Regions from separate parts of the Homo sapiens genome. Here region 1 is linked to region 2. A link is an interaction called in ENCODE POLR2A ChIA-PET data of the cell type or tissue named here. Cell type or tissue: A673. All regions are shown on one strand. Each heading gives the region's core, and the rest is flanking DNA. Links, peaks and the distances in the headings are about the cores only. Region 1 holds the start of LINC01429 (long intergenic non-protein coding RNA 1429). Region 2 overlaps ATP9A (ATPase phospholipid transporting 9A (putative)).

What was found. Peaks named below come from ENCODE experiments on the same cell type or tissue, not always from the same donor. Only the 100,000 strongest peaks of a DNase experiment are listed, where the experiment ranks them.
Region 1: POLR2A ChIA-PET joins it to region 2 with 11 read pairs; 2 of 35 experiments call an interaction of 5 or more read pairs at or near these places.

What each region holds. Positions count from the first base shown.
Region 1 is chr20:51,850,829-51,866,617 of GRCh38, forward strand. It overlaps LINC01429 (long intergenic non-protein coding RNA 1429), which reads right to left and starts at 12,085. Exons shown (of 3, transcript NR_110016.1): 1 at 11,997-12,085. RefSeq lists an enhancer at 11,574-12,140. In A673, for the core only: no CTCF peak of the experiment used is centred there; a DNase peak (open chromatin) is centred at 9,673.
Region 2 is chr20:51,627,147-51,642,935 of GRCh38, forward strand. It overlaps ATP9A (ATPase phospholipid transporting 9A (putative)), which reads right to left. Exons shown (of 28, transcript NM_006045.3): 15 at 12,197-12,358; 16 at 1,834-1,926; 17 at 454-537. Among named protein-coding and RNA genes, the nearest start is that of NFATC2, 92 kb to the left of the region's middle. RefSeq lists enhancers at 3,728-4,927, 12,124-12,418. In A673, for the core only: CTCF peaks have their summits at 9,021 and 12,261; DNase peaks (open chromatin) are centred at 7,205, 8,705, 9,205 and 12,275; H3K27ac peaks cover 5,929 bases.

The DNA.
Region 1 (15,789 bases), core at 4,836-12,835, 220 kb after region 2:
CTCAAAAAAAAAAAAAAAAAGATTATGGTGAGCATTGCAATGACTGTGCGCACACTAAAGACCACTGAATTGGTCACTTTCGATAGGTAAATTGAGTATGAAGTATATCTCATTAAAGCTGTTATGAAACACATTTTAAGGCCGGGCGTGGTGGCTCACGCCTGTAATCCCAGCACTTTGGGAGGCTGAGGGATCACCTGAGGTCGGGAGTTCCAGACCAGCCTGACCAACATGGAGAAATACAAAATTACCCCGGGGTGGTGGCACATGCCTGTAATCCCAGCTACTCGGGAGGCTGAGGCAGGAGAATCACTTGAAACCGGGAGGCGAAGGTTACCGTGAGCCGAGATCGTGCCATTGCACTCTAGCCTGGGCAACAAGAGCGAGACTCCGTCTCAAAAAAAAAAAAAAAAAAAAAAGTAAGAAACACATTTTAGTGCACTTTCATATGCCCTGGGCACGCTTGTTTAAAATGTAGGCTGGTACACTTTCTTCCAGGGATTTTGCTTGGAGAGACCATTCTTATGCCACCAGGGGCCTTTCAAAGCTTTGAGAAACACCGCAGGAGGCCTGACCCAAGTCTTATCCACCATCTAGACATCCACTGTGCCTGATGTTCCATCCTGAACACCTTGTTTTGTCCATCCTTTCTGAAATTTTATGTCCAGGTTGCTATCATTGCTTTATTTTACAGGGGAGGAAATGGAAGTGGTATAAAACAAAACAGCGAAGCTCAGGGCTGTGGCTTCAGCGGGCCTGGAAATGGGTAGATGGGGACTATAGGTCAAGTGTGTTCTCCTGCAGCCCACACCTGATCACTGCAGTTCTTTTTTTTTTTTTTTTTGAGACACAGCCTCGCTTTGTCACCCATGCTGGAGCGCAGTGGTGTGATCTCGGCTCACTGCAAGCTCCGCCTCCCAGGTTCACATGCCATTCTCCTGCCTCAGCCTCCCGAGTAGCTGGGACTACGGGCACCCACCACCATGCCAGGCTAATTTTTTTGTATTTTTAGTAGAGACAGGGTTTCACCGTGTTAGCCAGGATGGTCTCGATCTCCTGACCTCGTGATCCGCCTGTCTCAGGCTCCCAAAGTGCTGGGATTACAGGCGTGAGCCACCGCGGCCGGCCTGGTCACTGCAGTTCTAGCGGCACCTAGGAATGTGGTTAACACAGGCTTTTCTTGCTGTGGTGGGCCTTACTATATACGACACCTAATATAGTAAAATACGACCATATTTCACATTCAGTTAAACAAATGTGTGTAATTTTTGAAATGTTCTGAAGTGTGCAATTACTAATTTTGCTCAGATAGAATATTTTGCTCTTGTGATTTTTTTTTTTTTTGAGATGGAGTCTCGCTCTGTCGCCCAGGCTGGAGTGCAGTGGCGCGTTCTCGGCTCACTGCAACCTCCGCCTCCCAGATTCAAGTGATTCTCCTGCCTCAGCCTCCCAAGTAGCTGGGTTTACAGGTGTGTGCCATCACACCTGGCTAATTTTTGTATTTTTAGTAGGGATAGGGTTTCACCATATTGGCCAGGCTGGTCTCGAACTCCTGACCTCAGGTGATCCACCCGCCTCGGCCTCCCAAAGTGCTGGGATTACAGGAGTGAGCCACCACACCCAGCTTGCTCTTGTGATCTAAAGACCTCTAAAAACCACCAGTTGCAGATGCCAGTTAGTATGATGTAACAATTTGTAGCCATTTGTGAATTCTCTGTGTATATTTTATCACTTATTAAATTTTTATTTAATTTTTAGAGAGGAAGGGTCTCACTCTGTCACACAGACTAGAGTGCAGTGGGGTGATCATAGTTCATTGCAGTCTCAAACTCATAGGCTCAGGCAGCTTCTCACCTCTGCCTCCCAAGTAACTAGGACTACAGGCATGCACCACCACACCAAGCTAATTTTTCAATTTTTTGTAGAGACAGGGTTTTGTCATGTTGCGCAGGCTGGCCTCCAACTCCTGGCCTCAAGCCATCCTCCTGCCTTGGCCTCCCAACATGTTGGGATTACAGGCATGAGCCACTGCATCAGCCTCTGTCTATTTTTAAATTTGTTTTGGTAAGCCAGGATTTGATATTTTTCTTTGGTTCTTGCAAAGCTCTTGCGTCCTTGGATCTAGTACTGCAGCACCCTGTAAAAATATCCCTGAAAGTGTAGGCAAAGTCATGCTTGGTTTTGTGGTGGACGTGATCCCACTTGTTGTCTGGTTTCATTCACTATTTATCTCAAAGCGCATTTCTGATTTCTCTACTTCATTCTGTCCATTGTAGCCTGAGGAGGTGGAGGTGGGGCTCTGAAGATGGCTGAGAGGTGGGGACTGTGTCCAGGTGTGTCTAGTAATCTGAATATTTCTTAATCTTCCACTGTATGCAAATACTTTACTGAGCTACATGATAGGAAGAAATATAAAACAAAACCCCTTTAGAAGATTGCAAATGAATACTGTAGAGGAAGCTAGCAGGCATGTATAAGAAAAGATTCTTGACCTCAGGCATTATAAGAAAAATGCAAATATAATTAGTATATCTTTTTTTTCCTTATCAGATCAACAGATATCCAACCTTTTGATAATGCCGTCTTTGCAGGGTGTGGGGAATCAGGCTCTGACATACACTGCCAAGAGGGTGGGAGTTAAAAATGCTTTAGTCTCCTTGGGAGTATTTGGAAACATAAACTAAAATAGAAACTATACACGTTCCTTTTTTTTTTTCTTTTGAGACAGGGTCTCGCTCTATCGCCCAGGCTGGAGTGCAGTGGCACGATCAGCTCACTGCAACCTTCACCTCCTGGGTTCAAGTGATTCTCATGCCTCAGGCTCCAGAGTAGCTGGGGCTACAGGCGCGCGCCACCATGCCCAGCTAATTTTTTGTGTGTGTGTGTATTTTTATGAGAGACGGGGTTTCGCCATGTTGGCCAGGCTGGTCTTGAACTCTCAAGGGATCCACCTGCCTTGGCGTCTCAAAGTGCTGGGATTACAAGCATGAACCACCATGCCTGACTGAGATGTACATACTCTTTGACCTAACAATTATTCTACTGGAAATTTATCCTATAGACCCCCACTCAGGAATATATGATAAGTGATGTACGTATAAGGAAATACATTGCAACATTGTATGTAAAAGCTAAGTAATAGAAACAACCCAAATGTCCATTAGAGGAAGCTGTCAAAATAAGTTATGGTCATCTATGATATGGCATTGTATTTCTGCAGCTGGAGGCAGCTGTGTTTGAACTGACATTCTGTGAGAGATAGACTGAAATTAAAAACACAAGCTGGGGCCAGGTGCGGTGGCTCACGCCTGTAATCCCAGCATGGGAGGCTGAGGTGGTTGGATCACCTTGAGGTCAGGAGTTTGAGACCAGCCTGACCAACGTGGTGAAACCCCGTCTCTACTAAAAATATAAAAATAACCCGGGCGTGGTGGCACATGCCTGTAATCCCAGCTACTTGGGAGGCTGAGGCAGGAGAATAGCTTGAATCCGGAAGGCAGAGGTTGCAGTGAGCCAAGATCATGCCATTGCACTCTAGCCTGGGAGACAAGAGTGAAGAGTGAAACTTTGTCTCAAAAAAAGAAAGAAAAACACAAGCTGCCAGACTGTTTTGGATGCTACCAACTGAGTAGGAAAAAATATTAGGTTGAGCCATGTGAAAGTACCAATATGAGACCATTTTTGACATATAAACATGACAGTTTCATGTACTTCAATGTCATATATAGGTATGTAGGGTTTTTTTTTTTTTTTTTTTTACTTTTTATTTTGAAGCGAAGATTCACATTTTTTTTTGTTTTTCTTCTTCTTTTTTTTTTTTTTTTTTTTTGAGACGGAGTCTCGCTCTATCGCCCAGGCTGGAGTGCAGTGGTGTGACCTCAGCTCACTGCAAGCTCTGCCTCCCGGGTTCACGCCATTCTCCTGCCTCAGCCTCCCGAGTAGCTGGGACTACAGGCGCCCGCCACCACGCCTGGCTAATTTTTTGTACTTTTAGTAGAGACGGGGTTTCACCGTGTTAGCCAGGATGGTCTTGATCTCCTGACCTCGTGATCCACCCGCCTCAGCCTCACAAAGTGCTGGGCTTACAGGTGTGAGCCACCTCGCCGTGCCCGGCCTCATGTGTACTTTTAAGAAATAATAGATACTGTGTAAACTTTACCCAGTTCTCCTAATGGAAACCTCTTACAAAACTTTAGTACAGTATCATAACCAGGATGTTGACATTGATATATTCAAGATACAGAACATTTCCATTATCATAAAGATTCCTCATGTTATACTTTTATAGCCACACCCACTTCCCTCCAGGCCTAACCCCTCCTTCATTCCTGGCAACCACTAATCTGTTCTACATTTCTATAGTTTCGTCATTTCAAGAATGTTACATAAATGGAGTCATATAGTATATAATCTTTTGAGATCAGCTTTTTCTCTGTATTTATTTATTTTTTGAGATAGGGTCTCGCTCTGTCACTCAGACGGCAGTACAGTGGCACTATCTGGGCTCACTACAGCCTCCGACTCCTGAGCTCAATCAATCCTCCCACCTCAGCCTCCTGAGTAGCTGGGGCTATAGGTGTGTGCCACCATGCCCGGAGATTTTTTTTTTTTTTTTTTTTTTGAGACAGGGTCTCATTCTGTCACCCAGGCTGGAGTGCAGCGGTGCGATCTCGGCTCACTGCAACCTCTGCCTCCCGGGTTCAAGTGATTCTCCTGCCTCAGCCTCCCGAGTAGTTGGGATTACAGGCACCTGCCACTATGCCTGGCTAATTTTTGTATTTTTAGTAGAGACGGGGTTTCACCATGTTGGCCAGGCTGGTCTCAAATTCCTGACCTCAGGTGATCCGCCCATCTCAGCCTCCCAAAGTGCTGGGATTACAGGCGTGAGCCACTGCTCCCAGCTGAACACAGTTTTTATTTCTCTGTGATAAGTGCCCCGGAGCGCAACTGCTGGGTCATGTGGTACTGCATGTTTAGTTTTTTTTTTTTTAACAAACTGACAGTTTTCCAGAGTGGCTGTAACACGTGACATTACCTCCAGAAATGCATGGGTGCTATGTACAGAGTGGTAAAAAAAAATCTCTGTCGCCAAACCATCTGAACTCTAGTGAAAGTGGGGTGGGTGTGAACAAATGAACAAAATCTACATTGTATTAGACAAGGATAAGTGCTTTGGAGAGAATGAGGCAGCCAGTGGGGGTGGGGTCTGCAAGGGTCTGGATGGATCAACTGCAGTGGTGAAAAGGGAAGGCTTTGGAGGGAAAGTGACACCTGAAGATAGAATAAATGTGTTATTGTGGAATGCAATGCTGCTCCACTGCCCCCCCACACCTTTTTTTTTCAATGCCTTGAAAAGACTTAATCCAGACGAACTCTCTTCTCGCCTGCTTTCTTTTTTTTTTTTTGAGACAGAGTTTCGCTCTGTCACCCAAGCTGGAGTGCAGTGGCACAATCTCAGCTCACTGCAACCTCTGCCTCCTGGGTTCAAGTGATTATCCTGCCTCAGCCTCCTGAGTAACTGGGATTACAGGTGCATGCCACCACGCTCAGCTAATTTTTTGTATTTTTAGTAGAGACAGGGTTTCACCATGTTGGTCGGGCTGATCTTGAACTCCTGACCTGAAGTGATCCACCCGCCTTGGCCTCCCAAAGTGCTGGGATTACAGACATGAGCCACTGTGCCTGGCTTGATTTTAGATTCCCATCTGATGTTCTCTATAACTTTGATGACTCCCCAAACAAAGGCTCCCAAACACACTCTGAGGCTTATGGTAATGAATTTAAATAAGCCAGCGTGTGTACTGGGTGTAGCACATGTCCAGAAGCAGGAAACCCTCACTGTCCTCTATAAGCTGCTGTTCTGTCAGGAACATTGTGACAGCACTGCTGCTGATATTATCGTTTTCATATCCCAGAATGGGAATGGTTTCTTGCCATCCTCAGACAGAGTTGCCTCATCTTGATGACAGTGGTAGGATGAGTAATAATTATCTACCATTGTCTAACTTAGATATCAAGCACTTTGCACCAATTCTTATTGGGTGCTCAAAGAAACCTCAGGAGGAATATGCTATCAGTATAACTCCCTTTTTATAGCTAAGGCCACAAAGGCTCTGAGTGGCGAAGTGGTCCATGAGGGTCTCAGAGCAGTAATGGGGAAGAATGAGATTTTGAATCCTAAAGCACTAGAGGAAATGTTCTTCAACTATGCCTCAGAGGTGTCCTAGAAAATCAGACCGGAAGAGTATTCACCAAATTTAGTATTTGTGCTGCAACGATTGGAAATCCATAAGTAAAAGAATGAAAGTGGACTTTTCCCTCACACCATATGCAAAAATTAATTTGAAATGAATCAATAACCTAAACAGAAGAGCTAAAGCCATAACACTCTTAGGAGAAAACACAGGAGGAAATTTCCATGAACTTGGAATTGGCAATGGGTTCTTAGATATGAACACACAAAACATGAGCAACAAAATAAAAAATAAAGCACAAGGAACAAAAGGAAATAAATTGGACTTCATTAATTTCTTTTCTTTTTTTTTTTTGAGGCAGAGTCTTACTGCTGTCTCGGCTCACTACAACCTCTGTTCCCCAGGTTCAAGCAATTCTCCTGCCTCAGCCTCCCAAGTAGCTGAGAATACAGCTGTGCACCACCACACCCGGTTTCACCATGTTGGCCAGGGTGGTCTCAAACTCCTGACCTCAAGTGATTGTCCCACCTTGGCCTCCCAAAGTGCTGGGATTACAGAAGTGAGCCACCACACCCGGCCGGGACTTCATTAAATTTAAAAACTTTTGTACATCAAAGGACATTATCAAGGAAGGAAAAAGACAACTCACAGAATGGGAGAAAATATTCGCAAATCAATCATAAATCTGATAAGGGTCTGGGATCTAAATTTTTTTTGTAGCCACCACGCCTGGCTAATTTTTGTGTTTTTAGTAGAGATGGTGTTTCACTATGTTGGCCAGGCTGGTCTTGAACTCCTGATCTCAGGTGATCCAACCACTTCGGCCTCCCAAAGTGCTGGGATTACAGGTGTGAGCCACCACTCCCAGCCTGGGATCTAAAATTTGTAAGGCATTCTTGCAAAGCAACAACAAGACAAACAACTCAGTCAAAATATGGGCAAAGGACTTGAATAGATATTTTCTTCCAAAGAAGATGTACAAAAGGCCAGAAAGCACATGACAAGATGCTCAGCATCATTAGTCACTAGAGAATGCACTTCAAAATCACAAGGCATCATTTCACATCCACTAGGATGGTTATTATCAACAAAACCAAACAGAACACAAAAACCCAGGTTGGGTATGGTGGCTCATGCCTGTAATCCCAGCACTTTGGGAGGCCAAGGTGGTTGGATTACCTGAGGTCAGGAGTTCGAGACCAGTCTGGCCAACATGGCAAAACCCCATCTCTACTAAAACTACAAAAATTAGCCAGGCATGATGGCACACGCCTGTAATCCCAGCTACTCAGGAGGCTGAGGCAGGAGAATAGATTGAACCCGGGAGGCGGAGGTTGCAGTGAGCCAAGATTGCTCCACTGCACTCTTGCCTGTGCGACAGTGAGACTCCATCTCAAAAACAAACAAACAGGCCAGGCGCGGTGGCTCATGCCTATAATCCCAGCACTTTGGGAGGTCAAGGCAGGTGGATCACGAGGTCAGAAGATTGAGATCATCCTGGCGAACACGGTGAAACCCCGTCTGTACTAAAAATACAAAAATTAGCCTGGCTTGGTGGTACGCACCTCTAGTCCCAGCTACTCAGGAGGCTGAGGCAGGAGAATCACTTGAACCCAGGAGGCAGTGGTTATAGTGAGCCGAGATCGAGATCATGCTACTGCACTCCAGCCTGGGTGATACAGCAAGACTCCATCTCAAAAAAACAAAACAAAACAAAACAAAACAAAACAAAAAAACAAAAAATAAGAAAACAGGCATTCAAATACACGTACATACGTGTTCAGAGTAGCACTATACACAATAGCCAAAAGGTGTAAATATCCCAAATGTCCATCAACTGGTGAGTGCAGAAATGAGATGAAGTACTGTATAAGTTCTGTTGTACCACAGACAATTATTCAGCCATAAAATGGAATGAGATACTGATACGTGCTACAATGTGGATGAGCCTTGAAAACATTACAGTAAGTAAAAGAAGCCAGACACAAAAAGCCACATTTGATTTTGTTGATAAGAAATAGGAATCTGAATCTGTTCACTTTAACCAGAATAGGTAAGGCCATGGCGAGATGCCGATTGGCGGTTGCCAGGTCCTGGGGGCTAGGGTAGAACTGGGGAGCGACTGCCTACTGGCTACACGGTTTCCACTTGGGGTGATGAAAATGTTTCGGTGCTGGACAGAGGTGGTGATAACGCAATACTGTGAATATACCAACTGCTCCTGAATTGGTCACTTTAAAATGGTTAATTTTATGTTATGTGAATTTCATGTCAATTTTTTTTCTTTTTTCTTTTTTTTGAGACAGAGTTTCACACTTGTTGCCCAGGCTGGAGTGCAGTGGTGCAATCTCGGCTCACCACAACCTCCGCCTCCCGGGTTCAAGCGATTTTCCTGCCTCAGCCTCCCGAGTAGCTGGGATTACAGGCGTGCGCCACCACGCCCAGCTAATTTTGTATTTTTAGTAGAGACAGGGTTTCTCCATGTTGGTCAGGCTGGTCTCGAACTCCCGACCTTAGGTGATCTGCCCGCCTCGGCCTCCCAAAGTGCTGGGATTACAGGCGTGAGCCACCGCGCCCAGCTTCATGTCAATTTTTAAATTTCACGTTTGATTCCAGGGGTTGGGAGTTTGCTGCCCTTCATCATGGAGTTTGCTGCAGCCAGTGCAGGGGTGAAAAGGGAAGAGCAAAACAGGCAGATCTCGTTTAGGAGAGATACTGCAATTTATCTGATGCTGATCTTTTAAGTCACTTCTGGTGCCAAAGAGCACTGGACTTGGAGCCTGAAGAACTGAGACTTCCTGACATTTGGCCTTAAGCAAGCCTGAGCTTAGACTTCCTGAGCTTTTCCCGATGTTTTGTGTTGGGCAGCCCCATTTCCCTGGACAGCTGCAGGGATGGAGGGAAGTGATGCGTGTATGCATGTGGGCTTGTTCCTTCCTTCTCTATTCCACAGGCTGTCAGTGTACAGGTATGTTTGCACACAAGAAAGATGTTGGTCCTGGGGTCTCAGAGGCACCAAAGAACTGGCCAGCTTTGTCCAATTCATCCAAAATCCAGTCAGTGGCGTAAAGAGGAAGCCATCACACCAGGCCTTTGCCAACAAAGCAGACAGGCTGCCCAGCCCAGGAGCTGCCTACTCTTACTCGCCTGTTGGTTTGAGCAGATGCAGCCATGACAGCAGGGTTACAAAGGCCACCCCAGCCAGGCCACCACCCTCCACCAGGGCTCTGCCAGGATGGATTGAACCCTGGCCCTCATGTGTTACTTGATGACAGCAAGATACCTGATAAGAAACTGTTTGGATGTCACAGAGAACACATTTTAACAGCCCAGAGAGGTGGGATTATCACAGAGTGGTGTAAAAGAAGCAAAATTATTTCGGATAAACCATGAAGGAATTTTATTACCCAGTGCAGTTATAAATCAAGTTCTCTGTAAATGCAATAAAACAATTGTTTAGTCTGCATGATTCATACCACAAACCTCAGGATTCTTGGTTTTGATCTTATTGCCGCAATAAACTGTCTAGACAGCAATTAACAAACTGTTTTTCCTTCAGATGTTTGGAGTGCTGGTACAGCGGGAATCGGCACTTAGAAATTCAGGGGCTTCTTCCTGGCTCCTATTAATTATCAGGTTGGGTGAGTGGGAAAAGCCCAGAATCTTCTCAGAATTAGCCTTCTGGAAGTGTCCTTCCCCTGTGAATGTGCCACTTCACCACATAATATTCACTTATAACTGGCAGAAAATCCAAATATACAGATTTTCTTAAACCTTGGCCTGTCACTTTAGAGAGAAGTGAGCAGAATTAACTTTTTTTTTTTTTTTTTTTGGAGACAGTCTTGCTCTGTTGCCCAGGCTGGAGTACAATGGCATGATCTTGGCTCACTGCAACCTCCACCTCCCGAGTTCAAGTGATTCTCCTGTCTTAGCCTCCCAAGTAGCTGGGATTACAGGAATGCACCACCACGCCCTGCTAATTTTGTATTTTTAGTAGAAACAGGGTTTCATCATGTTGGTCAGGCTGGTCTCGAACTCCTGACTTCATGTGATCCACCTGCCTTGGCCTCCCAAAGTGCTGGGATTACAGGCATGAGCCACCATGCCATGCCTGGCCTAGCTTTTGTATATCCTTGGAGCAAAATTTATATACAGATAAGTCATTTCTTCATGTATTCATTCATTTATTCAGCATTAGGGTATAATAGTTTAGAACACTCACTCAGGAGTCTAATCGACTTTCGTGCCATTTCAGGTACGTGATTTCACCTTCCTGAAGTTTATTTTGCATATGTTGAAAGTCATGGAGGAAAATTAAATGAAATTATCTGTGTAAATTGCCTGGAACATAATAAGAGCTCAAAACTATTCACTATTATTGTCTATCATCCATGCATTCATCTGTCCATCCACGTATTCACCATCCCTCTATCTATCCATCCATCCACCCACCTATCCATCCATTCCTTCACCCTTCCTTTCTTCCTTCCTTCTATCATTTATTCACCTATCTGTCCATTCTTCCTTCTTTTCTTTCCTTCCTTCCAACATTTATCCATCCATCCATCCATCCATCTATGCATCCACCCACCCACCCACCCATCCTTCCATCCATCCCTCCATCTATCCCTCCATCTGTCCATTTATCTACACACTCACTCATTCATTCCTTCTTTGCCTGGTACTCTATGCCAGATTGTTGAGATTATAAAAACAAATAAGATATATCCCGACTTCATGGAGATCCCAGTTTAGCTGGAAAGACAGCATTAGGTCTCTGGCTGTAGGCAGCATCTGATCCTGAAGGAAATAGTGAGAGAAAACCTGGGGAAGTGTTTAGTTTCTGGTCTAGCCCTGGTGATTTAAGATGATATGTGAGACGCACTCACCTCCCAGGGCTCCTGATGGCTCAGAGCTCAGTGGATGAACATGGCTTCATCCACACAGTCAGTTACACGGTGAGACTACACATTTGGCAAATGCCCCAAACAAACAAACAAACAAACAAAATAATTTGGGTTCAAGGTAACAGTAAATCACACTCTTCAAACCTAAATATTCTTCTCTAGGCTTCTTCCCACCTTTTCTTCCCTTCTTTCTGCCAACTCCTTCTCCTCCATTTTGCGTCAGACACCATGTGCATTGGGAGGATGTTGCTAGGTCACAGTGGGGACACTTGCTCTATTTACAGAGAAAACAGGGCTCCTCAGATTCACAGGGTTTGCAAAGGAAAGCCCTCCCAGAAAGGAATTCCAGCCTTCCCTTCTGAGGCTGGTGCAGCAGGGCTGGGGGCTGCAGGAACAGACCAGAGAAAGTGACTCAGAATTCCCTTCGGCTACAGTACGATTGCGAGAACCATTTTAAGTATGAGCTGTGGCTCCCCTCTCCCTTTTTCCTCAGCCTCCAGGGAGCTGCCATTTAAAAAATCTTGGCCTGGCCAGGGGCGGTGGCTCATGCCTGTAATCCCAGCACTTTGGGAGGCTGAGGTGGGCGGATCACCTGAGGTCGGGAGTTTGAGACCAGCCTGACCCCTGACCAACATGGAGAAACCCCGTCTCTACTAAAAATACAAAATTAGCTGGAGGCTGAGGTAGGAGAATCGATTGAACTCGGGAGGCAGAGGTTGTGGTGAGCTGAGATCACGCCATTGCACTCCAGCCTGGGCAACAAGAGCAAAACTCCATCTCAAAAAAAAAAAAAAAAAAAAGAAAAGAAAGAAAGTAATCCATGTCTTTCTCACGTACCAACATCCAGATAGAAGCAGTCCAGGATGGGTAGAGCAGCTCCTTTGGTAGAACCCACCTCTATTGCGCTGCCATGCCTGGCACGTTGCTCCCATCCCCATGGTCCAAGGGTCCTCTCCTCCACATCCCCATCCAGCCAGCAGAAAGGGGAGACAATGAAGGGAAGGCACGCCCCAGAAGGATGTGCCTCCGAGGCCTCTCACATCACTGGAATGCTCTCCCCATAGCCTAGGATTTAGTCACGAGACCGCACAGGGGAGCTGAGCTCTTTGTTCTGGTTGGCCATGTGTCCACATCTATTACTACACAAAAGTGGGGATGGCCATGGAGGGAGAACCAGCAAATTCTTTCATACGCTCCTATGGCCTTGATCCATCCAGTGGGTACATTTCTGAGCCCCTCGCTTTCTCACTGCCTCTTCTGCTGGGAGCATGACTCCCGGGCTGCAGAAGGACAGGCTGGTGCATTGAGAGTCTTTAGGCTTTGCTTGAATTGCAAATGCTCTGGTTTTCTGGCAAGACGGAAGTAGGTCCCTGGGCAGAAGTGTCAGAAGACCTGGGGTTGCCTCTGAACGTCACTGTTTCTGGGTCTGAGACCTTGGACTCAGAAATGAAAAAAACCTCTGAACCTCAGTGAAATGGGGGAAAAAATAAATGACTTCCATAGAGTTATTGGGAGGACCAAACTGCATTACCAAATACATTCTGAAAAGGTGAAAGTTCTCCAAATGATTGTGTGTTTTATCATCTCCACCACCACCATTTTTCTTTTTCTTTTTTTTTTGAGACAGAGTCTTGCTCTGTTGCCCAGGCTGGAGTGCAGTAGCGCGATCTCGGCTCACTGCAAGCTCCACCTCCCGGGTTCACCCCATTCTCCTGCCTCAGCCTCCCGAGTAGCTGGGACTACAGGCACCCGCCTCCACGCCCGGCTAATTTTTGTATTTTTAGTAGAGACGGGGTTTCACCGTGTTAGCCAGGATGGTCTCGATCTCCTGACCTCGTGATCCACCTGCCTCGGCCTCCCAAAGTGCTGGGATTACAGGAGTGAGCCACCGCGCACGGCCCATTTTTCTTTTTTCTTAATGCATGTATGTAGCTGAATTTGTGTAAGTACAATGGATCCATGATGAGAGTCTATTTATTGAATTTTTTTTTTTTTTTCAGATGGAGTCTCACTCTGTCACCCAGGGTAGAGTGTAGTGGTGTGATCTTGGCTCACTGCAACTTCCGCCTCCTGGGCTCAAGTGGTTCTCCTGACTCCCAAGTAGCTGGGATTACAGGCACCCACCGCCACGCCAAGCTAATTCTTGTGTTTTTAGTAGAGATGGGGTTTCGCCATGTTGGCCAGGCCGGTCTCGAACTCATGACCTTAAGTGATCCGCCCGCCTCCCAAAGTGCTGGGATTACAGGCATGAGCCACTGCGCCTTGCCTAATTATAGAAATTGTATTTGGAGAGAAAAGTATACTCTTTCTCTAAGCATTTCTGACATTACATTCTTTCAAAGCAATGCGAACAACTTCTGAAGGTACTGGTCTGGGCTCCAAGCTCAGATCTGGGTGGCGGAAGATTCTATGAACAGGTCCTGGCCAGGTTTGGGGGAGGTCCATGAGCAGGTCTTCTCACCAGGAGCAATATCCCTAGGAAACCAACCCACAGAATAGAAATTGAAAGAGCAAAAAGGCTTCCTTTTCTAAGAAAGGCCATGATGTCTCCAGGAATAGCATAAATATCCCCTGCAGGGCTTATCCCAGAAAAGAACATTCAGAGGGGCCTCTGAGTTGCTCTGCACCCCCAGCAGATGCCCTGCTCCAAATGGTCTCTTGTGTCTCCAGCTCTCCACCCAGGCTCTACCTGGAAGGCTCTTCTCTGACTTGTCCTCACGCAGCCCCTTCAACTGAGCCACAGTGACGTCCCCCATAGGCATCCTGGTGAGTCCTGGTGGGGTATCGTAGAGGCTCAATGACCTTTAAAATGAGTTCAGGCCAGGCACGGTGGCTCCCACCTATAATCCCAGCACTTTGGGAGGCGAGGCAGGCGGATCACCTGAGGTCAGGAGTTCAAGACCAGCTTGACCAACATGGCATCTCTACTGAAAATACAGAAGTTAGCCGGGTGTGGTGGTACATACCTGTAATCCCAGCTACTCGGGAGGCTGAGGCAGGAGAATCACTTGAACCTGGGAGGCGGAGATTGCAGTGAGCCAAGACTGGCCACTACACTCCAGCCTGGGTTACAGAGCGAGACTCCGTCTCAAAGAAAAAAAGTCAGTTCAAACTTTGCGATTCAACAACTGGGTGACTCTCCGGAGTCAATGAATTCGCCAATCCATGGATACTGATGAGCTTGACCTGAGCTGCTTGGGAAGCTGAGCTGCAGTGAATACGATGCAGCAGATGGAGCCAACGCTGCAAAGCAGAGCCGCGGGCAACACGGAGTTCCCGGGACTCCCTCAAAATCCTCCCCTTTATCTACACTGGCTCCCGCAGACCCGCGGGCAACACAGAGAGTGCTTGGGACTCCCTCAAACTTCTCTCCTTTATCTACACTGGCTCCCACAACAGGATCTCAACCCTGGTTGTACTTGAGAATCAGCAGGGAAACTTCTAACAGTTCTGATGCCTGAGCCATGCCCACAGATCAATTATATCAGAAACCCCGTAGCTGGGACCTGGGCATAAGTATTTTAAAGCTCCCCAGGTGATTCCAAAGTCCAGCCAAGGTAGACATCCACTGCTCTGGGGACCTTGTCCATCCCACAGGTAGAAGGCCCCATCTGTGACCACTTTTCTGAGGTCCAGACTTGCCAATTTATTTTCTCAACATCACCATTTCAGTGCCTAAGAGACAACTCATCTTGCCAGAGTAAAGTGGATTGTCCCCTCCACACCTGCTTCTCTTCTCACCAGGGTCCCCCAGCTGTTTCAGGGCAAAAACTGAACACCTTCTGATTCTTTTCTTTGTCTCACAGCCCATAGCCAATTTTTTTGGAATTCTCAACAGCTATAATGTCAAAATATATCCCCATTCTAATCTCTGCTCCCCACCTCCCCTGCTAGCCTGGAGATCCCCTATTCTTCTTTTGAATCCTTCTAGTTTGGTCTCTGCCAACAGCTCATGTAAAATCTATGAAAAAATGAAGCTCCGGGTTGGGTGTGGTGGCTCATGTCTGTAATCTCAGAACTTGTTGTTGTCGTTGCTGTTGTTTTGAGACTGAGTCTTGTTCTGTCGCCCAGGCTGGAGTGCAGTGGTGAAATCTCGGCTCACTACAACCTCCACCTCCCAGGTTCAAGCAATTTTCCTGCCTCAGCCTCGTGAGTAGCTGAGACTACAGGCGCGTGCCACCACGCCCAGCTAATTTTTTCTTTTTTTTGTATGTTTAGTAGAAGCGAGGTTTTACCATGTTGGCCAGGCTGGTCTTGAACTACTGACCTCAAGTGATCTGCCTGCCTCGGCCTCCCAAAGTGCTGGGATTACAGGCGTGAGCCACCACACCCGGCCAATCCCAGTACTTTGGAAGGCTGAGGTGGGAGGATTGCTTGAGCCCAGGAGATGGAGGCTGCAGTGAGCCATGATTGTGCCACTGCACTCCAGCCTGGGCAACAGAGCAAAACCCTGTTTCCAGAAAACAAACAAGCCCAAAAACTCAGCATGAAAAGATGCTCAGCTCATTAGCCATTGGGGAAATTCAATTAAAACCAAAAGAAGGGCCGAGCACGGTGGCTCATACCTGTAATCCCAGCACTTTGGGAGGCTGATGTGGGTGAGTCACCTGAGGCCAGGAGTTCAAGACTAGCCTGGCCAACTTGATGAAACCCCATCTCTACTAAAAATAAAAAAATTAGCCGAGTGT
Region 2 (15,789 bases), core at 5,035-13,034:
GAAAGGAGATGGATAAGATGAATGTTAAAAAAAAATATATGAACAGGGTCAAGTTTATATTCTTCTGGCCTCTCCAGATTCAACTCCTAGACATATTTTTTGGCCCCAAATGGTAGCACGCGATGACAGTGACAAATGCAATGAACAAAGTGAAATGGTATGATGGATGGAAAGTGAGAAGGAGCCTTAGACAGGTGGTCCAGGAAGACTTCTTGGAGGACGTGGCTTTTGAGCTGAGACCCAAAAGAAGCGAGGAAATGGGCCATGGGGCTCTGTGGGTGAAGAGAGTTCCAGGCAGACAGAACGGCAAGTGCAAAGGCCTTCAACAACAGTGAACCCAGTGTGCCCAGAAATGACATCAGAATGGCTCGCATAGGATGAGGGATGGTGGAAGGAGTGACTGGGAGGCAGGTGGGGCTGCAAAGGCAATGGAAAGGTCCCAGAACAACTTACTTCAAAGTCCTGATACTGCTCCTCTGCAAGAGACTTCTTTGCCACCACGAGCACCCGCAGCCCTTCTCGGGCCATGTTGCCACACTGAAAAATAGACCACGGTCGAGTGGGAGCGGTGCTGAGAGCTCCTGACCTCACTGGGGAAGGACCAGTGCCCAAGTGGATGTGCCCCTCCCACAGGGTCAGAGAAAATGGCAAATCAGAAAGTTGCTTTCCCCTACGGCAATCCTCCCTGGAGCAAGCTTTCTATAGGGGAAGTTGCAGAGAGGCAGCCGGTGAGCCAAACACAGCCCACCCACAGGTCGTCTTCAACTAGCACATGTATGTTTCCAAATTTAAGTCAACATTGTGCGGTCTCACACACAAATCTGGACTGCTGAATGGGTGGAAAAACTGAGCATCTGACAAAACCAGGTGCATTTTCCCAAATAACCACAATCAATGATGGCTGAGGAGCAGTGGCCTCCACGTGTTCCCAGGAAGTGGAGGTGTCAAGTGAAGAACACTCCAGCACGTTTTACACGCAAAGTGCAACTCTGCTCAAAATCACAACCTGTTTGTTCATTTGCATTAACTGCCAGGCCCCTGTAGGCATTTGAGTTTGCAACCCTCAAACTGAGAATCTTATGCAAAATGTAAATTCCCCCTAGAGCTAAGAGATGGGACAAAAATGGCCTGAAAACTGCCTCCCTCCTGCTGCTGGCCAACTGTCCACGTCACAAACTGGGTTGTGCAGCCTCTGATGTGGCCCCTCCTGGAACTCACATTCTGGTATAATCGCCTACCCTTTGAGTGTGTGCTGGACCTAGTGACTTGTCCCTAACAAACAGAATGGGCAAGAGTGAGGGGATGTCACATCTGAGATCAGGTTAGTAAAGACAGTGACTTCCATCTTGTTTGCCCTCTCCTGTTCCATCACCTGCTCTCTTTGTTGAAGCTAGTTGCCAGGCTGTGAGTGGCCCTATGGGAGAGGCCCACCTGCAAGGAATAGAGGGCGGCCTCTGGCCAACAGTTGGCAACAACCTGAGACCCTTAGTTCAACAGTCCAAAAGTAGCTGAATGTAGCCCACAACAACTGAGCTTGCTCACAAATGGATCCTGCCCTGGTCAAGTCTTGAGATGAGACCACAGCCCCAGCCAACATCTGAATTACGGCCAGTGGGAGGCCCTGAAGCAGAGGATGCAGTTCAGCCACACCAGCATCCCTGACCCACAGAAACCATTATATATTAAATGGGTGCTGCTTTAAGCAGCTGCATTTCAGGGTGGTTTGTTACACAGCCACCGATAACAAATACAGAGACCCACCTTACCATGCAAGGGGCTGCCTCTGCAGAACATGCTTCCAAGGCCTGGTTTAACTTCCTGCATCACACTTACCTCTTCCTCCAACCAGTCATTGTACTGCACAATGCCAGCCATGACCACATCTGCTCCCTTCATGTAAAACGTAATTTCTCCAGTTGATTCATCCTAGAGAGGGAGGCCGGAAGGAATGAGAAACTGAAAGGAACACCCTCTTTCAGCGGCAAAGCCCGCTTCCCATGACAGACAGTGTACAAAGTGCACTTAACAGACACCAATGTTTTTTCAGTTGGCTGAAGATGAAAAGCGAGAAGGGGCCTCATTTAGGGGCAAAGGCTACAGAAAGTAAAAGGAAAACTCAAAGCACTTGGAAGATTTTCAATGATGAAAGAAAGATCAAATGGATTTAAGACCTTTGTTTTGAAAGTTATTACTATTTCAACTGGAATAGACTCACATGCTATGATTTTAGATTTACACTTGGGACTGCAGATATCATCAAACTGTGGTCCACTGAAAGAATAGGGAAGATAAGGACTAGAACAGGGAGTCTCAACCTCGTCACTGTGAACATTTGGGGCCAGATAACTCTTTGCTCTGCAGGGCCCCTCCTGTGCACTGTACAATGTTGAGCAGCATCCCTGGCCCCTACGCACTAGATGCCAGTCATACACCCTCCATGGTGACAACCAGAATGTCTCTAGACTTTAGCAAATGTCTCCTGGGGGCAAACTGACTGTCTCAGCTGAGAATAATTCCAGATCCCTAAGTCTAACTAAGGACTTGCCTAGAGATCCAATTACCCAGAGTTTCAGTTCACCCTAACCAGATTTTCTGGGTAGTGGGTAGCACCATGGCACAGGCATCAAATGCTTGGACCAAGTACCAGTTTCTAGTTGTGTGCAGCTGGACAAGCTACTCCTCTTCCCTAAACCTCAGTTTTCTCATCTGTAAAACAGGAATCAAGCATGTAGCACAGAGACTGACACATGGAAAGGACCCCTCAGTGGTATAACTGCTGCTGGGATGAGAGTGATTTCCCAAGTCCCCCAGCCATACTGTACGTAGAGAACAAGGCTCAGCCCAGTACTCTCAACAGGGCAATGTGGCCCTCCAGGAGACATGTGGCAATGTCTGGAGACACTCTAGGTGTCACAACGCAGGCAATGTCCTACTAGCATCTGACGGGTGGAGGCCAGGGGTGCTGCTCACCCTCCTACATCACACAGGACGCCCCCAACCACCACCAGGAACTCCTCCAGCCCTAAAAGTCAACAGTGCTGAGACTGAGAAGTCCTAGCTCTGAGGAATGACGGCGCAGCCACAGATCCTTCCCCCATTTTCCCCCAATGATTCGCGTCACTGGGAGGTGGGAGGCAGTAAAGATAAGCAAGAAAACTGAGCATGGCCATCAATACCTTGTGCCTAAATTTTGCTACTCCAGGAAGCCCAGAATAAATGCCCGGAAAGTCTTCATTGAATATGGAACCGTGGAGACAAAAGTGACTGCATCTCAAGCTGGGTGTGGTGGCTCACGCCTGTAGTCCCAACACTTTGGGAGGCTCAGGTAGGTAGATCACCTGAGGTCAGGAGTTCGAGACCAGCCTAGCCAACATGGTGAGACCCTGTCTCTACTAAAATTACAAAATTAGCTGGGCGTGGTGGTGCATGCCTGTAATCCCAGCTACTCAGGAGGCAAGGCTGGAGAATCACTTAAACCTGGGAGGCGGAGGTTGCAATGAGCTGAGATTGCACCATTGCTCTCCAACCTGGGCAACAAGAGCGAAACTCCATCTTAAAAAAAAAGTGACTGCATCTCAGGTGCAAATGCGCCATGCTGACTTCTGATTAGCCCAGTCCCATGAACACCCCCGATTCCTACTTAATTCACCGTCCTTCACATAAGAACATGTCAACCTTGATGTTATCGCACAAATTACAGGTGATGAAACATACAGCTTTCTTGCCTCTCCTGGAAGGTGCCCGTAATTGTCCTGCTGGGGCACGCGGACCCTTTCCCTGTGGTATAAGCCCTGGGTCTAGGGAGTAACAGTATGGACATCCACCTGTTTTCCTGCCGCCCAAAACTACACTTCTGTCTGTTCGGCTCCCCCAAAAACCACGCTTCTATCTGTAAGTTTCCCCCAATAAAACACCCTTTAACGACAAACTGGATTTGCCTGCCTTGTTCTTTGGTTTCAGGCTCCTTTGGAGGCCACTTTGTCTATGCAGCCCTTTCATGGAACAGAAATATCCAAAATCAGATTAGTGGTAGAGTTTCCTCTTTTAGAATAACTTTCAAATGCCCCTTAATCACCAACAATCTTTTAGAACAACATGCTGACTCATAAGAGCACCCCCAGGCCAAGACAGGCACCCACGTTTAAAAGCGTTCAACTGCACACTTTATCTCTGATAGACTGTGGCTATGCCTGCTCTTGACGCAGGCCAAAGAGAGCTGTGGGGTCTGCACATTAAAGAATCAGAGGTTTTATTTTTTCCTTCCCCCCGACAACCAAAGGGTGCTCAACAACATGTGGCTGTAGGAAATGATGCTCCCAGCCCAGCTTCCTCACTAAGAAAAGGGCTTGAGTGAGTTCAGAAGTTCTGTCCAATATAAATACCGCATCAACGATCCCCTCCCATGAGTCACTTCCTCCCACGGAGTTCATCACAAGTTTATTTCGTTCCCATATTATGGCAAGATTACGCCATAAATTTACAGAGATCGGCCGGCTGTGTGGCATTGTTTGGGGGCCTCATCTTTTCCCACCGTGGTCTGCATCTGGCACCTGCTCAAAGGCCTCTTTTAGTCCAGCAATGACAGCGCTACGATGATCTACAGCCACGATCCAAACCCGTGGCTCCACGTGGGAAGGGGGAGAAGGCACTGGAACATCTTGTACGCCACAAAAACAAAACAGGGACACAACCTTCCTGCAAAAAGACATCACACGAGTCCTTCTCCAACCTTGCCTGATTTCTTAAGAGACAGACATTCACACAAGGAAATGGCCTTGCTTTGTGGGTGCAAGAAGGTGCCATCTTGCACTGTGCGTGCACTCACACATGTTTAAAAAAGAGACAGGGGAGACCCAAACTGGGGCTGTCCACAGTCACTAAACCAAGTCAAGAGAATTTTTCTTTTTTTTCTTATTCTTTTTTCTTTTTCTTTATTTTTTTGAGACAGGGTCTTGCTGTGTTGCCCAGGCTAGAGCGCAATGGCACAATCACGACTCACTACAGCCTCGACCTCCTGGACTCGAGTGACCTCAACCTGGACCTCCTGACCTCAACCTTCCCAGTAGCTGGGACTACAGGTGTGCACCACCATGCCCAGCTAATTTTTTTGCTTTTAGTAGAGGTGGAGTCTGGCAATGATGCCCAGGCTGGACTGAAACTCGTTGGCTCAAGTGATCCTCCTGCCTTGGCCTCCCAAAGTATTACAGGCAGGAGCCACCGTACCAAGCCTAGGAGAAGTTTTATAACTGAACTAAAACTTCCTCACATCAGATAACTGGACAGTCATTTGCATAGAGCATTTGGGTTATATGAACACATCATAACAGGGTTTCTCAGGCCCTTCCTCAGGTGGGGGCTGTCCTGTGCATTGCAGGATGCTGAGCGGCATCCCTGCTCTCCACCTATGACATGCCAGTAGCACTCTCAGCCTCTGGTTGTGACAACCACAAATGTTGCCAGACATTCTCGAATGCCCCCAGGATGAGAACCATCACATTAGAGGAGTGTGGTGAGGTTTGTGCCAAGGGGAGAACTAGTCCAAAAGCCCCAGAGGCCCAGTTCCACCAACCCAACCAAAGATAAAGAGGTCAGAAAATGAGAAAAAAATAGCAAAATAATACTTATTTCATTAAAGACAACCTCACCAAGATGGACATTCACAGCACTATTTTTAGTAGTCAAAACCAAGAAAAAAGCGAGGCGCAGTGGCTCACACCTGTAATTCCAGCACTTTGGGGGGCCGAGGCTGGTGGATCACCTGAGGTCAGGAGTTCGAGACCAGCCTGCCCAACATGGTGAAACCCCGTCTCTACTAAAAAATGCAAAAATGAGCCAGGCGTGGTGGCAGGTGCCTGTAATCCCAGCTACTCAGGAGGCTGAGGCAGGAGAATCACTTGAACCCAGGAGGCGGAGGTTGCAGTGAGCTGAGATTGCACCACTGCACTCCAGCCTGGATGACAGAGTGAGACTCCATCTCAAAAAACAAAAACAAAACAAAACAAAAAAACTGAAATTGAGAAACAGCCTAAGCAGCCAAAAAATAAGTTAATGAATGAAATAGTGGCACATTCTTTCAACAGAACGCTGCACATGCGTTAAAAATCATTAAAATCAGATTTTAATAATACGAAAAAATTCTCATCGTATACATATAGTTCAATGAGGGAGGAAGTTTAGGAAGCCTTCTATGGAGTTCAGTGATAATTTTACAAAAATGTGTGTGGATATTTACACTCGGATATGCTTAGAAAAGAGACTGAAAGGAAATCCCTTGAAAAGGTAAAAGGTCTTTTGTTGGGTGAAAATGGAGATGAACTGGTCAGGCACGGTGGCTCACGCCTGTAATCCCAGTACTTAGGGAGGTTGAAGCGGGAGGACAGCTTGAGGCCAGAAGTTTGAGACCAGCCTGTGCAACACAGAGAGACTTTGGCTCTACAAAAAATTTAAAACTTAGCTGGGTGTGGCAGTGCATACCTGTAGTCCCAGCTACTTAAGAGGCAGAGGCAGGAGGATCCCTTGAGTCCAGCAGGTCAAGGCTGCAATGAGCCATGTTCATACCACTGCACTCCAGCCTAGGTAACAGAGTGAGACTCTGTCTTGAGAAAGAAAGAAAAGAAGAGAAAAGAAAAAAAGGGAGGGAGGCAAAAAAAAGAAAGAAAGAAAGGACAGAAGAAGGGAAAGAGGGAGAGGGAGAGAGACAGAAAGAGGGAAGGAAGGGAGGGAGAAAGGAAGGAAGGAAGGAAAAGAGGGAGGGAGGGAGGAAGAAAGGGAGGGAGGGAGAGAGAGAGGGAGGGCAGTTTTGATCCCCCTCTTTACCTGTAACTTTTTGTTCTAAATGCCTTAACTGTGAATGTTTTTTAATAACCTGGGAAGGGGGGCATGCCAGGTTAAAACAAAAATAGATCTGCCCATCTGACAGCATCACAGACTCTAAGCACAGAGTCCCTGTTCTTCCTGCTGGAAGACACACGAGCCACATCTCAAAAAAATATAACATGTCCTTCACAACTAGCTGAAGAGTGGCGTATGCCATTCACTTCTTCTAGGATGGCTGACATTAGGGACTGCTCAATGATAAGTCAACCCTCAAATGACCCTAGCAGAGCCCACAGCCCTACGTCTTGAACAACTTCAGACTGGAACAAAATTAAAGTAATTCGATAGGAGATAATGACACTCATTCCCCAGGAAACACCCCACCCACAGGATCTATGCTGCTGCTTCCAGACCACAGATGTTCTTGACATCAGATGCACACTCAAGATACGGTTTAGAAGCCAGGGATCCAGCCAGGTGTGGACCAGTGGGAAAAGCAGCAGCTGTGTGGGAGAGAAAGCTCCCTCTCCACCCAAGAGTTGCCAAGGACACAGGTCCTGCAGAGTCTGAAAGAACCTATTGGCCTCTGGACATAAAAATCCCCTAACATAGGGCCGAGCGTGGCGGCTCACTTCTGTATCCCAGCACTTTGGGAGGCCGAGGTGGGTGGATCACCTGAGGTCGGGAGTTCGAGACCAGCCTGGCCAACATGGAGAAACCCCATCTCTACTAAAAATACGAAATTAGCCGGGCATGGTAGCACATGCCTGTAATCCCAGCTACTCGGGAGGCTGGGGTAGGAGAATCGCTTGGACCCCGGAGGCGAAGGTTGCAGTGAGCTGAGATCACGCCATTGCACTCCAGTCTGGGAAACAAAAACAAAACTCCATCTCAAAAAAAAAAAAAATCCCCTAACGTGTGATGTTTCAAAGCATATTCATGGTGTGCGTCTCTGGTTCCTCAATACAAGTGCTCAGTGCCACCTCCATCTCCTCCTGGGCAGGAAGTCTTCAAAGTGGCTCGCAATGCCCCCCACCTCCTGGTACTCATGCTGTGTGTCAGCCACCCCCCTGGAGTGGAGCTGGGCCTAGTGACTTGCTTCTGATAACAGCATGAGGCTGACGTGAGGGGAGGTCACCTCTGACAGTGGGTGACAGAAGACTGTGACTGCCATCTCATTCACTCTCACCTGCTCACTCTGAACAGGTAGCTGACAGGGGAGCTGACTACAGGGAGGCCCTCGTGGGAAGGCACTGAGGGTGGCCTCTGGCCAACAGCCAGGAAAGAACTAAGGCCCTCAGTCCAACAACCCACCCAGAGCCAAACTCTGCCAACAACACTGACGTCTGTATGTGGGTCCTACCACCATAGAATCTTAGACCCCTTGAGCCCAGGCTGTGAGAGACCCTGAGCCAGAGGACCCAGCCAAGCCTGCCACAGAAATTGTCCTGGCCACAAAAACCATCAGATAGCAAATAGAAAACAGAGCCCCCAGTTAGGTGTGGTGGCTCATGCCTGTAATCCCAGCACTTTGGGAGGTCGAGATGGGAGGATCATTTGAGCCCAGGAGTTTGAGATCAGCCTGGGCAATATGGTGAGACCCTATCTTCACTAAACGATAAGAATTAGCAGAGCATGGTGGTGTGCACCTGTAGTCCCAGCTACTTGGGAGGCTGAGGCAGGAAGGTTGCTTGAGCCTGGGAGGTCGAGGCTGCAGTGAGCCATGATTATGCCACCGCACTCCACCCTAGGCAACAGAGCAAGATGGACGGAAGGAAGGAAGGAAGGAAAAAGAGAAGAGAAAAGAAAAGAGAAAAGGAAGGAAACAGAGGAGGGGAGGAGGAAGGAAGGAAGGAAGGAAGGGAGGGAGGGAGGGAGGGAAAAAGGAAGGAAGGAGGAAGGGAGGGAGGGAGGGAGGAGGGGAGGGGAGGGGAGAGGACAGGAGGAACTTCCTTACTCCAGGGAAATACATTTTCTGGAGTAAGGGAATGCATTTCCCTGTAAGAAAGACACCAATGGATGTCTAAGACCATGAATAATACTGACCCCATATACACTATGTTTTTTCCTACACATACATACCTATGATAAAGTTTAATTTATGAATTAGGCACAGTAAGAAATTAACAACAATAACTTATAACAAAATAGAACACATAATATGCTGTAATAAAAGTAAATAAGACTTGCTTGAACGCAAGCACGGCAATACCACAACAGCCAATCTGAGGGTTCCTGAGTGACTAGCAAGCAGGCAGGTAGATGGCGTGAGTACACTAGACAGATGATTCATGTCCGGGAGGATGGAGTGGGATGGCATGAAATTCGTCACACTACTCACAATGGCACACAACTTAAAACTTATGAATTGCTTATTTCCGGAATTTTCCATTTCATATTTTTAGACTGCAGTTGACCATGGGTAACTGAACCTGCAGATAAGTGGGGATTACCATATTGCTGTTTTAAGCCACTAAATGTGGGGCAATCTGTTATGAAGCAATACGTAGTTAATATCCCACCCTAACATTACTGTGGGTCTTTTGTGAGCTTTTCGATGTCCCTCTCGTCACACCCCAGCCCTAACCCCCAAGTCCTGGCGTAGAGAGCTGGGAGCTGGAAGCCAGGCAGCCTGGAGTGAGTTCCAGCCCCACTAATTCCAGCTGTGTGAACTTGGACAGGTTTCCCAGCTCCCCTCAATTCCAGCTGTGTGAACTTGAACGGTTTCTGAGCCTCCTTCCACTTCAATTTTCTCCCCTGCCAAACATCAGTCCTAATGGTACCTACCTCACATGGTTATGTATTAAATGAGTTACTTCATGCAAATCACTTAGAACAGCCTCTGGCACACAATAAGCCCCTGGGCGGGGTAATCCCAACACTTTGGGAGGCCAAGGTGGGCGGATTGCTTGATGTCAGGAGTTCCAGACAAGCCTCGCCAACATGGCAAAACCCCGTCTCTACTAATAATACAAAAAATTAGCCGGGCATGGTGGCGCACGCCTGTAATCCCAGCTACTCGGGAGGCCGAGGCAAGAGAATTGCTTGAACTTGGGAGGTGGAGGTTGCAGTGAGCTGAGATGGCACCGCTGTACTCCAGCCTGAGTGACAGAGTGAAACTGTGTCTCAAAAAATAAATAAATGTTACTTGTCATTCCTGTCATTCTTCTTACTACTGCTGCTGCTAGTGGCTATTACCATTTCTACTACTATCCCAGAGCTGCCCATGGCACTAAAGCTACACGGTAAATGATCAAGGAGAAGAGTGGTGCAAAGATAGGAGGGCGAGAAAAAGCTGTGAGTTGTTTATTTTAAGTATCTTATTTGATAACTTCCCTAACATTAAAAAAAAAAAAAAAAAAAAAAAGACAACTGGCTATCACTGTTGAATCCTGCTCACTTCGGCACTGACTGTGAGTCTACCGTGTGCCAGGCAGGAAAGCTAGGCACAGGAGACACGGGAGGACCAAAAGGATCCTGGCCCCTGTTCTAACCCACAGGGAGAAGACAGGTGGTGACAAGCAAACCCGCAGGAAATCAAGAATTTCAGTGTGATGAATGCTACGGAAGAAGAACGAGATGCTGTAAGAGGTGGTCTGAATTCAAGGAACCTGTAAGGCTGAAGGAGAAGTTCACAAGCCAAGCCTTAGCTGAAAATTCTCCGCCAGCAGGCAGGGGGCAGGGCCATGTGCCCAACAACCTATGTTATCAATTTCTACTTCTACTTGTGCACTCTGTTTTTTTTTTTTTATTTCCAAAGGTTTTTGGGGAACACATGGTGTTTGGTTATATGAGTAAGTTTTTTAACAGTGATTTATGAGATTTTCGTGCACCCATCACCTGAGCAGTATACACTGAACCCAACTTGTAGTCTTTTATCCCTCACCGTCCTCCCACCCTTTCAGCCCCCTGACTCGCCAAAGTCCATTGTATTATTCTTAAGCCTTTGCTTCCTCATAGCTTAGCTCCCTCTTATGAGTGAGAACATACGACATTTGGCTTTCCATTCCTGAGTTATTTCACTTAGATAATAGTCCCCAATCCCATCCAGTTTGCAGCGAATGCCATTAATTCATTCCTTTCCATGGCTAAGTAGCATTTCATCATTTTATATATATATATATATATATATATATATATATATATATATATATATATATATCTCATAGTTCCTTTATCCACTTGTTGACTGATGAGTATTTGGGCTGGTTCCATATCTTTGCAATTGCAAATTGTGCTGCTATAAAAATGCATGTGCAAGTATCTCTTTCCTCCATGAGGCATGAAACACTTGGGTAGATCAGGGTGGAGAGGATTCTCATTTGTCAAGGAAAAAAAAAAAAAAAAGTCCAGAAAAGATGAAAGAGCCTTATTCCAAAGATCCTTAAGATCTGAAGGAGAGTTTTCTGCAACGAAGCTAAATGATGTGAGGAACCACCCCACTCCAACATAGGTGTGGGACTGAACCAAGGAATCGGTATTTTCAAAGCTCCCTGGGAAAAATCAGACAATCATGCAGACTGCAGAACAACCAGACCAAGTGGCATATGAACACCAGATTTTCCAGCCTCCCCACGACGGAAAGTGTGATCTCCGTGGGTAAAAAGAGAAAACAGAGGGATGGGCACAGTGGCTCACACCCGTAATTCCAGCACTTTGGGAGTCCCAGGCAGGAGAATCGGTTGAGGCCAGGAGTTTGAGACCAGCCTGGGCAGCACAGTGAAACCCTGTATCTATAAAAAATTAAAAAATGAGTCAGCCCTGGTTTTGCAAGCCTGTAGTCCTAGCTACTCGGGAGGCTGAGGTGGGAGGACTCTTATAAATACATTCTTTTAATAAGAATTTAAAAATTAAAAATTTTTAAAAGAGCCAGTAGAAAAACAACATATCAAATCCAATCAGACTCTTCAGACTGGCAAAATTTTTTAACGTGCCCGGCCACAAGGTTTCTTTTTTCATCATTTTGATGAAAATGTTTTGAAACATGAGGGAAGTGGTGGCTGAGCAACACTGTGAATGGACTAAATGCCACTGAAGTTTTCACTTTAAAATGATTATATTATGTGAATTTCACCTCAATAAAAAAATACATGTTCAATATTAAACAAAAGAGAATGAGAGATGTATTACCAAGAAATCCCCAATGGACGTTCTCTTTAACTTTCACTCCAGAACCAGGGACACCATAAGCGGATCAGAGTTACGGGGTGTGTCCAATGAATGAACTAATTTCCTTTCTGCTTAGGGAATTATATTCCCTTGTTAGTCTGGGTGACAGATACCACAGTAAAGAGGGTTAGAAAGAATGTCAACCCACAGGGACACACGCAGCACACCTGGGGTACTTAAGCACTTTAAGCCATGAATAAAAACGACTCACCCGCACGATGATGCCCATACGTTTGCTTTCATAGGTGAAAGGGAAGATCTGTAGGATGGTGAAGTTCAGGATCTGGTCGCCAGGGGTCCTCAGCTGCATGGAAGACTGGTCTCGGCCCACCAGGGTTAAGCCCACACTTTCCGTCCACTGTACCAGGGCCACCTAAACATAACACAGGGTCGAAGGTCAGATGCCCAGCCGAGAATCTGGGTTCACAGGCTGTGCTATGAACACAAAGGCAGAAGGGGGCTCAGAGACAGGGGAATCACAGTAGTCACTGCCCTTAGGGACGCCAAGTGCTCTGTGCTGGCCCATGACAGTGTCTGTTCCTCTGGGTCTATGAGGGCTCCCACACTGAAAGCTGCCCCTCTATAAGGCACAATTCATCTTTTCTAGGCTCAAAACAGGCTGCACACCAGAGGCATGGCGGAAAGAGATGGCACAGAATTAAGAGTGATTGTGACTGGGTGCAGTGGCTCAGGCCTGTAATCCCAGCACTTTGGGAGGCCGAGGTGGGTGGATCACCTGAGGTCAGGAGTTCGAGACCAGCCTGGCCAATATGGTGAAACCCCGTCTTTACTAAAAATACAAAAATTACCCAGGCATGGTGGCGGACACCTGTAATCCCAGCTACCCAGGAGGCTGAGGCAGGAGAATCGCTTGAACCCAGGAGGCAGAGATGCAGTGAGCTGAGATCACGCCATTGCACTCCAGCCTGGGTGACATAGCGAGACTCTGTCCCCGTCCCCACCCCACACCACCCCCACTCCGAAAAAAGGAGCAATTGGCACAATTACGGATCACTCCTGGAAGTATCTGCAACAAGCTAAACAATAAAAAAAAGAAGGAAGAGAATGCTGACTGACACAGCCCTTCGCCTTCAGGCTCTCCTTTCAGCCTCACACACTGCACTGGGGGAGTGTCTTCAGTGGTTCTCAACTGGGTGATTCTGTCCCCCAGGGGACCCGCGCCAACATCTGGGGGAATCTGTACTTGTCACAACTGGAAGGAGGTAATGCTGGTATCCAGTGGGCAGAGGCCAGGGATGCTACAAAACGTCCCGTAACACACAGGACATACCACACCAGAGACTGATCTGGCCCCAAATGTCAATAGTGCTGAGGTGGAGAACACGGGTCCACACAGAAGAGGAAACCAAGGCTCAGAGCAGTTAATGAAGTTGCCCAAGGTGACAGCGCTGGCATGTGGCAAAGCTAGGCCAGACTGGCACCTGGATCCGCCTGGTGTAAAGTTCCACAGCACACACTCTTCCCTTCCAAGAGTCATCGCACGGGTGTCAAGTCAGAACCTTCTCATGGCCTCAGCCAGACATACTCAGCTTAAGGTCAAAGGCATGAGGGTTGCAAACTCCAAGACAGGGGCCAGAGTGTTGATACAAATAGCAAAGAGGGCTGAGTGGGGGCTGTGGCAAGCAGGAGCCCAGCCCCAGCCAAAGGAGGCTGCTGCCACTATACACACAGGTGGCAGTTACTGCCCTGCAGGGACTAGGGCCAGGGTGGATGGAGCTTCCAGTTTCTCAAGAAAAAACAGAAATTTAGACTTCTCCCCGAGACGGCCTAACTTTTAAATGTAAGCAATTGGCCAGCTGCTGTGACTCACACTTTTAATCCCAGCACTTGGGGAGGTTGACGCAGGAGGATCACTTGAGCCCAGGAGTTTGAGACAAGCCTAGGTAACACAAGGAGACCCCATTTCTAAAAAAAAATTTTTTAATTATTAGGGTGGTGGCTCATGTCTGTAATCCCAGAACTTTGGGAGGCTGAGGCAGGCAGATCACCTGAGGTCAGGAGTTCGAGACTAGCCTGGTCAACATGGTGAAATCCAGTCTCTACTAAAAATACAAAAATTAGCCGGAGGTGGTGGCATGCGCCTGTAATCCCAGCTACTCAGGAGGCTGAGGGAGGCGAATCTCTTAAACCTGGAAGGTAGAAGTTGCAGTGAGTAGAGATCGCACCACCCCACTCCAGCCTGGACAACAGAGCGAGACTGTATCTCAAAAAAAAAATTATTATTAGGGTGGGGTGGTGCATGTGTGTCGTCTCAGTTACTCAAGAGGTTGAGGTGGGAGGATCACGATCTGGGAGGTGGAGGCTACAGTGAGCCATAATGGTGCCACACTACTCCCACCTGGACACAGAGTAAGACCCTGTCTCAAAAACATAATAATAGAGCCGGGCGCGGTGGCTCACACCTGTAATCTCAGCACTTTGGGAGGCTGAGGTGAGTGGATCACCTGAGGTCAGGAGTTCGAGACCAGCCTGGCCAACATAGTGAAACCCCATCTCTACTAAAAAAATAAAAATAAAAAAAATAAAAAATAAGCTGGGCGTGGTGGCAGGCGCCTGTAATCCCAGCTACCAGGGAGGCTGAGGCAGGAGAATCACTTGAACCCAGGAGGCAGAGGTTGCAGTGAGCCGAGGTCGCGCCATTGCACTCCAGTTTGGGCAACAAGAGCGAAACTCCATCTCAAAAAAAAAAAAAAAAAGATAAAAAACACTTCCAGTGGAGGTGATGCCTCCCAAGTACCCCTCTCCCTATCACCTACCTGCAGCCCCTGTCAACACCCTCCTAAAACCTGCCTCCCCTACTCCCCCTAAAGATTAAGCTTTATGAGAGGAAAGTGGGAGGGCCTTCCTTTTCTTCTTTCTTGATTTTTTGTAGACACTGTACCTTTGGACTTGGATGGGAATAAAGTGACAGCTTGTTTGGCATTGAAGTTGGAAGCCCTCCTGTATTCCTTTCCTGTTGTTGCTGTACCAAATTACTGTGCATCTGTTTTTTTTTGTTTGTTTTGTTTTGTTTTGTTTTCGTGATGGAGTCTCACTCTGTCACCTAGGCTGGAGTGCAGTGGTGCGATCTCGGCTCATTGCAACCTCCACCTCCCGGGTTCAAGCAATTCTCCTGCATCAGCCTCCCAAGTAGCTGGGATTACAGGCACCTGCCATCACATCTGCCTAATTTTTGTAATTTTAATAGAGATGGGATTTCACCATGTTGGCCAAATTGGTCTCAAACTCCTGATCTCAAGTGATCCACCTGCTTCAACCTCCCTCCCAAAGTGCTGGGATTACAGCCATGGGCCACCGCACCGGCCAGCATCTGTTTTAAAATGAAACAAATAGATTTTCTTACAGTTCTATAGATCAGGGGTGGACATGGGATGAGGGTCTCACTGAGACAGGATCAAGGTCGCTTGATCACCATTGCTGCATTGCTGCGGAGGCTCTAGGGGAGCACCTGTAGTCCCAGCTACTGGAGAGGCTGAGATGGGAAGATTGATTCAGCCTGGGAGGCAGAGGCTACAGTAAGCTGAAACCATGCCACTGCACTCTAGCCTGGGTGACTGAGTGAGACTCTGTCTCCAAAAAAAAAAAAAAAAAAAAAAAAAAAAAAAAAAAAAACCTGGCGTTCCTCTTGAGTTCCCATTCCTTTTACCAAGAGAGCTCTGCAGAAGCCACAAGGCAAAGGTATGCAGCTCTCCACCCCTAGTCCTTTCTTTCTCTGGAACCCCTGGATGTCATCTTAGCTGACCTGCTATACCCCGAAGAAGAGATCAAGCTGGAGCTCAAAAC